Linked DNA regions of Homo sapiens: region 2 is linked to region 1. Evidence: read pairs that join two places in POLR2A ChIA-PET (ENCODE). Cell type or tissue: MCF 10A. All regions are shown on one strand.

Region 1 (5,000 bases):
TTTTTTTTTCTTTCTTTTTTTGAGACAGAGTCTGGCTCTGTCAACCCAGGCTGGAGTGCAATGGAACGATCTCAGCTCACTGCAATTTCCACCTCCCAGGTTCAAGTGATTCTCATGCCTCAGCCTCCCAAGTAACTGGGATTGCAGGCACGTGCCACCACACACGGCTAATTTTTGTATTTTTAGTAGAGACGAGGTTTTACCATGTTGGCCGGGCTAGTCTCAAACTCCTGACCTCGGGTGATCCGCCCACCTCAGCCTCCCAAAATGCTGGGATTATAGTCGTGAGCCACTGTGCCCGGCCACCTGTGAGTATTGAGCACTTGAAGTAGAGCTGCTGTGGCCAAGGAACAGAATGGAACATTTTATTGGCTGGGTACAGTGTCTCATGCCTGTCATCCCAACACTTTTGGAGGCCAAGGAAGGAGGATCACTTGAGCCCTGGAGTTCAAAACCAGCCTGGGCAATATTGAGACCCCTGTCTCCACAAAAAAAATAAAATCCCTGGGCATGGTCGCACACACCAGTGGTCTAACCTGTGGGAGGATCGCTTGAGCCCAGGAGATTGAGGCTGCAGTGAGCTGTGATCGCATCACTGCACTCCAGCCTGGGCAACAGAGTGAGACCCTGTATCTAAAAATTAAAATAAAAAAATTCAGGCCGGGCACGGTGGGCTCACGCCTGTAATCCCAGCACTTTGGGAGGCCGAGGTGGGCGGATCACCTGAGGTCAGGAGTTTGAGACCAGCCTGACCAACATGGAGAAACCCCGTGTCTACTAAAAATACAAAAAAAAATTAGCCAGGTGTGGTGGCTTATGCCTGTAATCCCAGCTACTCGGGATTACTGAGGCGGGAGAATTGCTTGAACCTGGGAGGCAGAGGTTGCGGTGAGCCGAGATTGCACTATTGCATTCCAGCCTGGGCAACAAGAGCAAAACTCTGTCTCAAAAAAAAAAAAAAAAAATTCAGACAGCCACCAGCGGCTACACTGTCCTGGGCAGCTCAGCATTGGGGCATTCCCTGTGAGAATCTTGCAACAGGGGGAAGACAGCGACCAAACTTACAAATGTGATTAGAACTGGCAAGACCCCTTAGGGGCAGCGAACTTGTTCTTTTTTTTTTTTTTTTTTTTTTTTTTTGAGATGGAGCCTCTGTCGCCCAGGCTGGAGTGCAGTGGCGTGATCTCGGCTCACCGCAAGCTCCACCTCCCGGGTTCACACCATTCTCCTGCCTCAGCCTCCCCAGTAGCTGGGACTACAGGTGCCCGCCACCACACCCGGCTAATTTTTTGTGTATTTTTTAGTAGAGACGGGGTTTCACCGTGTTAGCCAGGATGGTCTGGATCTCCTGACCTCGTGATCCGCCCGCCTTAGCATCCCAAAGTGCTGGGGTTACAGGCGTGAGCCACTGTGCCCAGCTGAACTTATTCTTAAAGCAAGTGCCCCGGACCTCCAGTGGGCCTGTTCTGGTGCCTTCTACCAGGGTCAGCTCAGACAGTTCAGCGTCAAAGCCAAAGACTAGAGACCAGGTGATTACGGTTTCTTTGGAGACAGAGTCTCACCCTGTCACTCAGACTGGAGTGCACTGGCGCAATCTTGGCTCATGGCAACCTCCGCCTCCTGGGTTCAAGTGATTCTCCTGCCTCGGCCTCCTTAGTAGCTGGGATTACAGTCACCCACCAAAGTACCTGGCTAATTTTTTTTTTTTTTTTGGTATTTTTAGTGGAGATGGGGTTTCACCGTGTTGGCCAGGCTGGTCTTGAGCTCCTGGCCTCAAGTGACCCACCTAACTCTGCCTCCCAAAGTGTTGGTGTTACAGGTGTGAGCCACCGCGCCCGGCCAAGACCAGGTGATTAAAATTTGGTTGTAGGCAGGTGCAGTTGCTTATGCCCGTGGTCCCAGCTACTCCGGAAAATGAGCGGGGAGGATCGCTTGAGCCCAAGAATTCAAGGCTGCAGTGAGTCATGATTGCAGCCCTGCACGCCAGCCTGGGTGACAGAGCAAGACTTGGTCTTTTTTTTTTTTTTTTTTTTTTGAGACAGAGTCTCGCTCTTTCGCCCAGGTTGGAGTGCAGTGGCGCGATCTCGGCTCACTGCAAGCTCCATCTCCTGGGTTCACGCCATTCTCCTGCCTCAGCCTCCCGAGTAGCTGGGACTACAGGCGCCCGCCATCACGCCCGCCTAATTTTTGTATTTTTTGGTAGAGACGGGGTTTCACTGTGTTAGCCAGGAGGGTCTCGATCTCCTGACCTCATGATCCACCCGCCTCGGCCTCCCAAAGTGCTTGGATTACAGGCGTGAGCCACCACGCCCGGCCAAGACTTGGTCTCTTAAAAAATGGAGGAAAGAAAACACAGTCTCTTTTTTTCCCCTGAGATAGCTTATCCTAAGGACAAGGCTCTGAGGGGTAAGGAGACAGGGTTTGGTTTTAGTTTTGACTCTCTTGGTCCTGTGTCCCTGGGACTGGTGAGTCCACCAGGGACTGCACTCCTCCATCTCCCAGGCCGTCCGTGGCCAGGGCCAGTTGGCGGAGGGGAGGGAGTTGATGGAGCTGGTGGGTGGGGCTCCCAGGGCCATGCTCCCACCCAGCCCACCCCCTGCTGGAGCACTGCTGGGCCCCAGCGACCCTGCCCCATACTTGGCAGGCCCTGACTGCAGAGATCGTGAAGACCATCCGGGACATCATTGCCTTGAACCCTCTCTACAGGTGGGCCTCTGTGCGGGCAGCTGGCCAGGCGGGGGCATCTCTGCAGCTCTTTCTGCAGCTGGGTGGGTAGGGGGCTTCCTCAGCGTCCTCCTGGGAGGAAACCTTGCCTGCCCCAAGGAGTGGCCTGTGTGGAGGAGCCCGTTGCCCACTGGGGCATGGGGCAGGTGGGAGGCCCGGGGCCGACTCAGCAGGCCCAGTTTCTTTGTCCCCTTCTGCTGAGGCCGGAAGCTGTTGGTGGCATTGGCTGGGGGAGTGGGGAGCAGACTGCTGAGGTGAGGTCACTGCACGGCTCCCGTGGTGGCTGCACGTGAGGATGCTGCATGCCTTTCCAGCCCAGGACGGGTGGGCCCTGAACTCTGGAGAACAAGCAGCAGAGCTGGCTCCCAGCGAGCACCCCTAGACCGTGCCCATAGCTACAGGGGACAGGGACCCTGAGGACCGGGTCCCCGTTTGGGGGCTGCACTGCAGCAGAGCGTGAGGCCCTGGCCACCGAGGCAGCTCCCTTTGTCCCCCAGGGAGTCAGTGCTGCAGATGATGCAGGCTGGCCAGCGGGTGGTGGACAACCCCATCTACCTGAGCGACATGGGCGCCGCGCTCACCGGGGCCGAGTCCCATGAGCTGCAGGACGTCCTGGAAGAGACCAATGTGAGTGCTCGTCACCTCCACAGCCCCCCACGCCTGGCTGCACCCCACCTCCACTATGCTCCGCCCACGCCCGGCTGCCCCCGTTCCTCCTCAGCTCCCCCATGCCTGGCTGCCCTTGTCCCTCCACCGTGCACCATCCACACCCAGCTGTGTGTCCCTGGCTCTGTTTTTGAGATGATTTCCCGCTGCGTGTCTTGGTCCACATCCATCCGCCTTTCGGTGGCTTCATAGCCTTCGGTTGGGAGTCACCGTTGCGGGTTCAGTGGGATCCTCTGGGCCGTGTACCCGGGGCGTTGCCAGTCTTTTGCTGTTGTGAGCAGCACTCCTGAGCGCGTCCCCATGCACGCAGCTGGAGGGCCTGTGAAGTATCCGTAGGATGCGTTTCCAGCACGGGATTTGTTGGGGCAGAGGGCACACATGCCTCTGTGCTGGGTACAGCATGGCCAGGTCCTCCCGGCAGCATCTCTCAGGGTGCGCATTTTCCCCCAACCTCGGCCCTACACACACAGATGCCGACTTCTGCTCATCCTTTCTGTCCTCCCTGTCTCGGCAGATTCCTAAGCGGCTGTACAAGGCCCTCTCCCTGCTGAAGAAGGAATTTGAACTGAGCAAGCTGCAGCAGCGCCTGGGGCGGGAGGTGAGCCCGCGGCTGAGGCGCAGCCACTCTTGGGGGCCTTCCCCTCGGGCCACGTGACATCAGTCAGGCTCTGGAGCACACGGAGGGACCGGTGGCATCGGCCAGGGCAAGCCAAGAAGGCCTGTCTGGGTTTTGAGGGCTTCGTGCCATCATCTGCTCTGTCGTCCTGGGCTGTGGAACTCTCCGCGTTGAACAGGGAAGCTTAAAGCTGGTCCCAGTGTAATGAGCCCAGGGTGGAGCAGTCTCAGGACCGTCCAACATTAAGGGAAGAATTCCTTTGCCTTTGTAATCTTGGGGACAGTGTTGGAAATTGGAAAGCAGCCTGGGAAAAGTGAAGATGCTGTTTCTTAAGACCCAGCCATTGAGGCTCGCTGTCATGATTTTCGGCAGATCACAGCCTGCCTGATGGCCGGTCACCTCACGGTCGTAGCATTTTTCAGAATTTTTTACTTTAAGACAGGGTCTCAGTCGGCCACCTAGGCTGGAGTGCAATGGCGCAATCTCAGCTCACTACAGCCTCCACCTCCAGGGCTCAAGTGATCCTCCCACCTCAGCCTCCCGAGTAGCTGGGATTACAGGCGTGCAATACCACACCGGCTAATTTTTGTATTTTAGTAGAGACAGGGTTTCACCATGTTGGCCAGGCTGGTCTTGAACTCCTGGCCTCAAGTGATCCGCCCGCTTCAGCCTCCCAAAGTGCTAGGATTACAGGCGTGAGCCACCGCGCCTGGCCCCATCTCTACAAAAAATTTTAAAATTAGAGCCAGGTGTGGCAGGTGCCTGTGGTCCCAGTTACTCAGGAGGCTAAGGCAGGAGGATCGCTTGAGCCCAGGAGGTGGAGGCTACGGTGAGCTATGATGGTGCCTTTGCACTCCAGCCTGGGTAACACAGGTAGACCCTGTCTCAAAAACAAAAGAAGATGGAAGGAACCAAAGGCTTCGTGCTCTGGGTTTCGTTTCTTTTCTCTCTGAGTCCTGGGGGAGCAGAGGGTCCCCCTTCGTCTGGGGACGCA
Region 2 (5,000 bases), 520 kb before region 1:
TAGTCTCTCAATATGCCAGTGTTTAAAGTCTTGTTTTTTTTTTTTGTTTGTTTGTTTGAATCAGGACATTGATGAGATCCACACGCTGTGATTCTTTGGTTTGTCTCTTAAATTCCTTTCTAGATTCTCCCGCCCCCTTTTCATTCAAGCACTCTTTTTTTGCTTTGCTATGTATTTGGTGAAGAGTCAGGACCATGTGTCCCACAGAGCTTGGTACCATCTGGTTTTTGCTGCTTGTGGACATGCAGTGGCACTCAGGATCGCCCTCTGACTCGTGTGTCCGTGTCTTGGGGGCCTGAATCTGGAGGCTTGGTCTCTCTGTGTGGCTGCCCACGTCTCTGCTGTCGGCCAAGTGGATGGTGAGGTGCTAGGATGCTCTCGTGGTCCTTCTTGGGTCAGCTAGGACAGTCTGTGCAGGTTAGCTGCTTGCCTTCTCCGGGTTCACCTAGTGGTGTCACTTCTGTAGGAAAGGCAGGACAAGAGCTCTCCTCCCCCACCTCGTTCCCCTTTATCTGCCAGGTTCCAGCCAGCCCTGTGCCCAGAAGTGCCTTTGCGCCATAGGCCGGAGGGTGTGGCTTCCTGAGACATGGATGTGACCGTTGTTCCTGAGCTGAAAACCCTCCTCCACCTCCGGACAGGGCTCCCCCTCCGCAGGGGCGGCCAAGGCCCTTCTCCCCAGGGTCGGCGTCACCACCTGTCTCCACCACAGCTGTGCTGGAGCCCGGGGGTCCCGCGAGGACACCGCAGTCCATGCCACTGTTTCCTGTGTGAGGCCACGCGTGCTCCTGGCGGTCCAGCCTGGGCACCCGTCCACCTCTTACCCTTCTTGAGCCAACCAGCTCCTGGCCATCCTTCAGCCCCACCACAGCCTCCAGGGAGCCTTCCCAGCCCCTCCCACCCCTGCTGCTGGACCATCCCCCCTCCAGTCTGCCCTAGCATCTCACTCAGTTGGCTCACTTGGAACTAGGCCAGCTGCGTACCTCGGGGGAAGACAGGAGAGGAGTCCTCACAGCCCCAGGTTCCCAGTTTGGCAGGGACCCACTGGGACAAGTGTCTCCTTAAAGGCAGGGGCCACAGAGGAGGGGCACGTGGCCACATTTGAGTCCTCAAGGAAAGCTGCGTAGGGGAAGTGTGGACTTGGCGGGGGGCGTGTCGGTTAGGGATACATTCAGTTGCTCGGACCAGCTGTGTAGCAGGGGCTTCCTGTAGGGGCTGGTCTTCTTACAGGACAAGAAGGCAAGAGGCGCCAGGGCCTGGCATCCCTCCACATAGTCCTGTGGTGGAAGCCGCCCCCACAGGCACCACCTCTCGCGTTTTGGCAGGACAAAGAGAGGTGGTGAGAAACTTTGTCCCTGCAGTTTTGTTTATGACTTGGGAAGGAAAGCCCTCCCTAGGCCGCCCTCCCTTCCATGTCCTTACCCAAGCCTGTCACATGTCCCCTCGGACAAGGGGAGGGAGCCCTAGCCTGGCCCAGACAGGTCACACCTCCCCGCCTGGGGCTGGGGCAGAGACCCACTTTTCTGAGATCAGGGCTTTCCCCACACAAGGTCACTGTCGGCCACACCCGCTGGCCTTGGATCGGGAACCTGTTCATGTTCACTTGTCTGCTCTGACCGGACTCGTGGTTCTGGAGGCTCCTTCCCATGCAGGTGCACTTGGGACTCCTGGGCGGCCGCAGGAGCTGCCGCTGCCAACTGTGTTACTAGCTGGGCCCCGACTCCCAGGAGGCGCCTGTCCCCGGAGCTTGCGGAGCCTGGTGCCACCCGTGTGAGCCGTCCGGCACTGCAGGCAGGCTGGGGAGAGACGGCACTCTGCAGCACCTCGAGCCCCTTGGTCTGTCCCCTCTCACCAGGACTGAGGGTGTGGCCGTACACCTGCGAGCTTAGGCTGCTGGGGAAAGGGCTGAGAATAAAGAGGGTGCAGAGGACGCCGGGCCCAGAGCTCTGCCTTGCGTCCCCACTGCTGACTGAGCCGGTGTGATGTCTCGAGCTTCTCAGCAGTGTTCCCCAACTCAGAAGCCTTCACGGGACGCCCATCCTCTTAGTTATTTTTATCCCGGTGGACTGCATTTTAACAAAGTGCGTTGTGATTCACCTACCATAAAATTCAGCCTTTTAAAGTGTACAGATGTGGTGGTTTTAGTACATTCACAGTGTTGTGCAATCATCACAAGTTTTAAATTCCAGCATATTTTCATCACCCCCAAAAGAAACCCTGTGTCTGTTAGAGCCACTCCTGCACTTCCCACCCGCCAAGGTACCAACTCATCCATGTCTCTGCATTTGCCTCAGCCTCCCAAAGTGCTGGGATTGCAGGCATAAACCACGATGCCTGGGCCAAAATTTTGAAATGTTTCCGAAGTTCACGTGATCTAATTTTCCTTAGTTGCCTGTGCTTTTGGTGTTGTATTATAAGAAACAATTGCCTAATGCAGTGTCGTGATTGATACCTGTATTTTCTTCTGAGAGCTATGTGGCGTTAGTGCTTACGTCCAGGTCTCTGATCCATTTTGAGTTGTTTTCTGTGTGTGGGTGGAGTAGGGCCACCACCATTCTCCCCCGGGTGGGTATCCAGTTGTCCCAGCACCATTGGTTGAAGAGACTCCTCAGTCCCCATTGAGTGGTGTCGTCACCCTTGTCAAGCACCAGCTGCCCATAATGTTAGGACATGAGCCTGCATGTTTGTTTGCTTGTTTGTTTGTTTGTTTGTTTTTCAGACAGAGTCTTTCTCTGTCGCCCAGGCTGGAGTGCAGTGGTGCAATCTTAGCTCACTGCAACCTCCGCCTACCGGATTCAAGTGATTCTCCTGCCTCAGTCTCCCGAGTAGCTGGGATTACAGGCTCCTACCACCATGCTCGGCTAATTTTTGTATTTTTAGTGGAGACAGGGTTTCGCCACGTAGCCCAGGCTGGTCTCAAACTCCTGACCTCAAGTGATCTGTCTGCCTCAACCTCCCAGAGTTCTGGGTTACAGGCGTGAGCCACCGCGCCCGGCCCATGCACGTTGTTTCCATGAAAACCTCCCTTCTTCCGTGTGACATTCGTGCTTGTCATAGTGCGGTTTTCCCACACTCCCCTGGGACCTGTGGCTTACATCATTTGGGATGGGGCAGGGTTCTTAAGGAAAAGCAGATGAAATTGTCTTGCTTCAGCTGGGCGCGGTGGCTCACACCTGTAATCCCAGCACTTTGGGAGGCTGAGGCGGGTGGGTCACGAGGTCAGGAGATGGAGACCATCCTGGTTAACATGGTGAAACCCCGTCTTTACTGAAAATACAAAAAATTAGCCAGACGTGGTGGCGGGCGCCTGTAGTCCCAGCTGCTTGGGAGGCTCCAGGCATGAACCAGGGAGGTGGAGCTTGCAGTGAGCCGAGATCGCGCCACTGCACTCCAGCCTGGGCAACAGAGCAAGACTCCATCTCAAAAAAAAAAATGTCTTGCTTCGAAATTTCAAGGTTCACAGAAACACAGCCCCTGCACATGTGGCTAGGCCTCCACAGGAGCCCGTGCAGACAGCTCCTTCCTGCAAGCCTGCCTGCCCTGAGCCCTCCTGGCCTTTCTGTATTCATCACAGCCCCTCACTCACAGCCCTTTTCCAGGCCACCCTGTCAACTCCTCACACCTTCGTGCGGAAAATCCATCAGCGCCTGCCCCATGCCAGGCGAGCGTCCCTGTCTTCTGGGGTGGCGAGGGTGCGGGGCGGCACCCAAAGTGGACAGAGCCTCCTGGAAACTGGGTCGTGACCTTGTACTTTTGCCCCCTCTGGGTGCTGTGCTGTCGTTTGAGTCTGTGTCCTGTGTCCTGCGTCTGTCGGGCTTGGCCCTGGCTGCAAAGGAAGTGGGGAATAGAGGTGGTGAGATTGTGGGCCTCAGAGGCCTGGGGCAGGTCTCAGTGCTGCCACGTGTTAGTTGGTGTCTGTGCGTCGGTTTCCCTGTCTGTCAGTGGCGCTGTGAGGGTTGAAGGGGGTACATGTTTCCCATAACAGTCCGAGAGCATGGCTATGAATGAGCTTTCTTTCTGCCATGGGGCCTGCAAGACCCAGTTAGCTGCACATAGTAAGCTGGTCGATTTTGAATAAGGGCAGGGCAGGAGGTGCCCTGAGAGAGAAGTGGGCGCAAATCGGAGGGAGGGGAACAGAGGCCCAGTGAGGGAGAGGGGAGGACCAGGGCCAATGGGGAGCTGTGTCCCTGCACCACGGCCACCCTCTGATGCAGACTTTCTTGTTTTCTCTGTTTCAGGAGGAGCCGAGGAAGGTCTGCTTCACCTACGACCTGTTCCTGAACCTGGAAGGCAACCCGCCCGTGAACCACCTGCGCTGCGAGAAGCTCACCTTCAACAACCCCACCACGGAGTTCCGGTACAAGCTCCTGCGGGCCGGCGGGGTGAGTGTGCCCCGCCCCTGCCCGCCAAGGGGCCGCTCCACCGAGGCTACTTTGCTGCGGCCGTCTGTGCCCAGCCAGAGGTGTCGGTGCTGGGGGCCGAGACCCAAGGCGCAGGTCACACGGCAGCACCCAGCAGAGCTGGAGGGGACCTGGGAGCTCCACAACCTGTGCCGGGGCGTGGTGGCTGCAGGTGACTCGTTGCTGGTCACCCTGTGCTTCTGGGTGGCCATGGGTAATTAGCACCTTCCTGCAGGAAGTGCTGGGAAGGGATGGGCGCGAGGCTGGTCTGACCGCGTGGCTGGGCCTGGAGCTGGCTTGTAACTAGCTGGGCAGGGCCTCCGCACAGGGCCCCTGCCGTGCGCATCGCCATCACCTCTGACTTCGGGAGGCCAGACGACAGTGCCAGCTCTGGGACCAGGGCTCTCCAGGAGTCGTGTGGCCGGGACCCCCATGCGGTGGCTGGAGTCGAGCCCTCCGGACCCTGTGGGGGCTCAGAGTTCCCCACGAGGGCTCTTGGCAACAGGGTGGGCGCAGGGCTGGTGGTGGTTATGGAGGAGGGGGGCGTGGAGGGAGGGACGTGCAGGCTGAGGCCTGGTCACAGAACAGCAATGCCACCTTCAG

What was found. Peaks named below come from ENCODE experiments on the same cell type or tissue, not always from the same donor. Only the 100,000 strongest peaks of a DNase experiment are listed, where the experiment ranks them.
Region 2: POLR2A ChIA-PET joins it to region 1 with 6 read pairs; 2 of 35 experiments call an interaction of 5 or more read pairs at or near these places.

What each region holds. Positions count from the first base shown.
Region 1 is chr19:5,706,048-5,711,047 of GRCh38, reverse strand. It overlaps LONP1 (lon peptidase 1, mitochondrial), which reads left to right. Exons shown (of 18, transcript NM_004793.4): 5 at 2,645-2,706; 6 at 3,222-3,351; 7 at 3,905-3,988. Among named protein-coding and RNA genes, the nearest start is that of LONP1, 12 kb to the left of the region's middle. In MCF 10A, no CTCF peak of the experiment used is centred here; no DNase peak of the experiment used is centred here.
Region 2 is chr19:6,229,949-6,234,948 of GRCh38, reverse strand. It overlaps MLLT1 (MLLT1 super elongation complex subunit), which reads left to right. Exons shown (of 12, transcript NM_005934.4): 4 at 4,236-4,379. Among named protein-coding and RNA genes, the nearest start is that of MLLT1, 48 kb to the left of the region's middle. RefSeq lists a silencer at 1,657-1,951. In MCF 10A, no CTCF peak of the experiment used is centred here; DNase peaks (open chromatin) are centred at 558, 938, 1,278 and 2,178.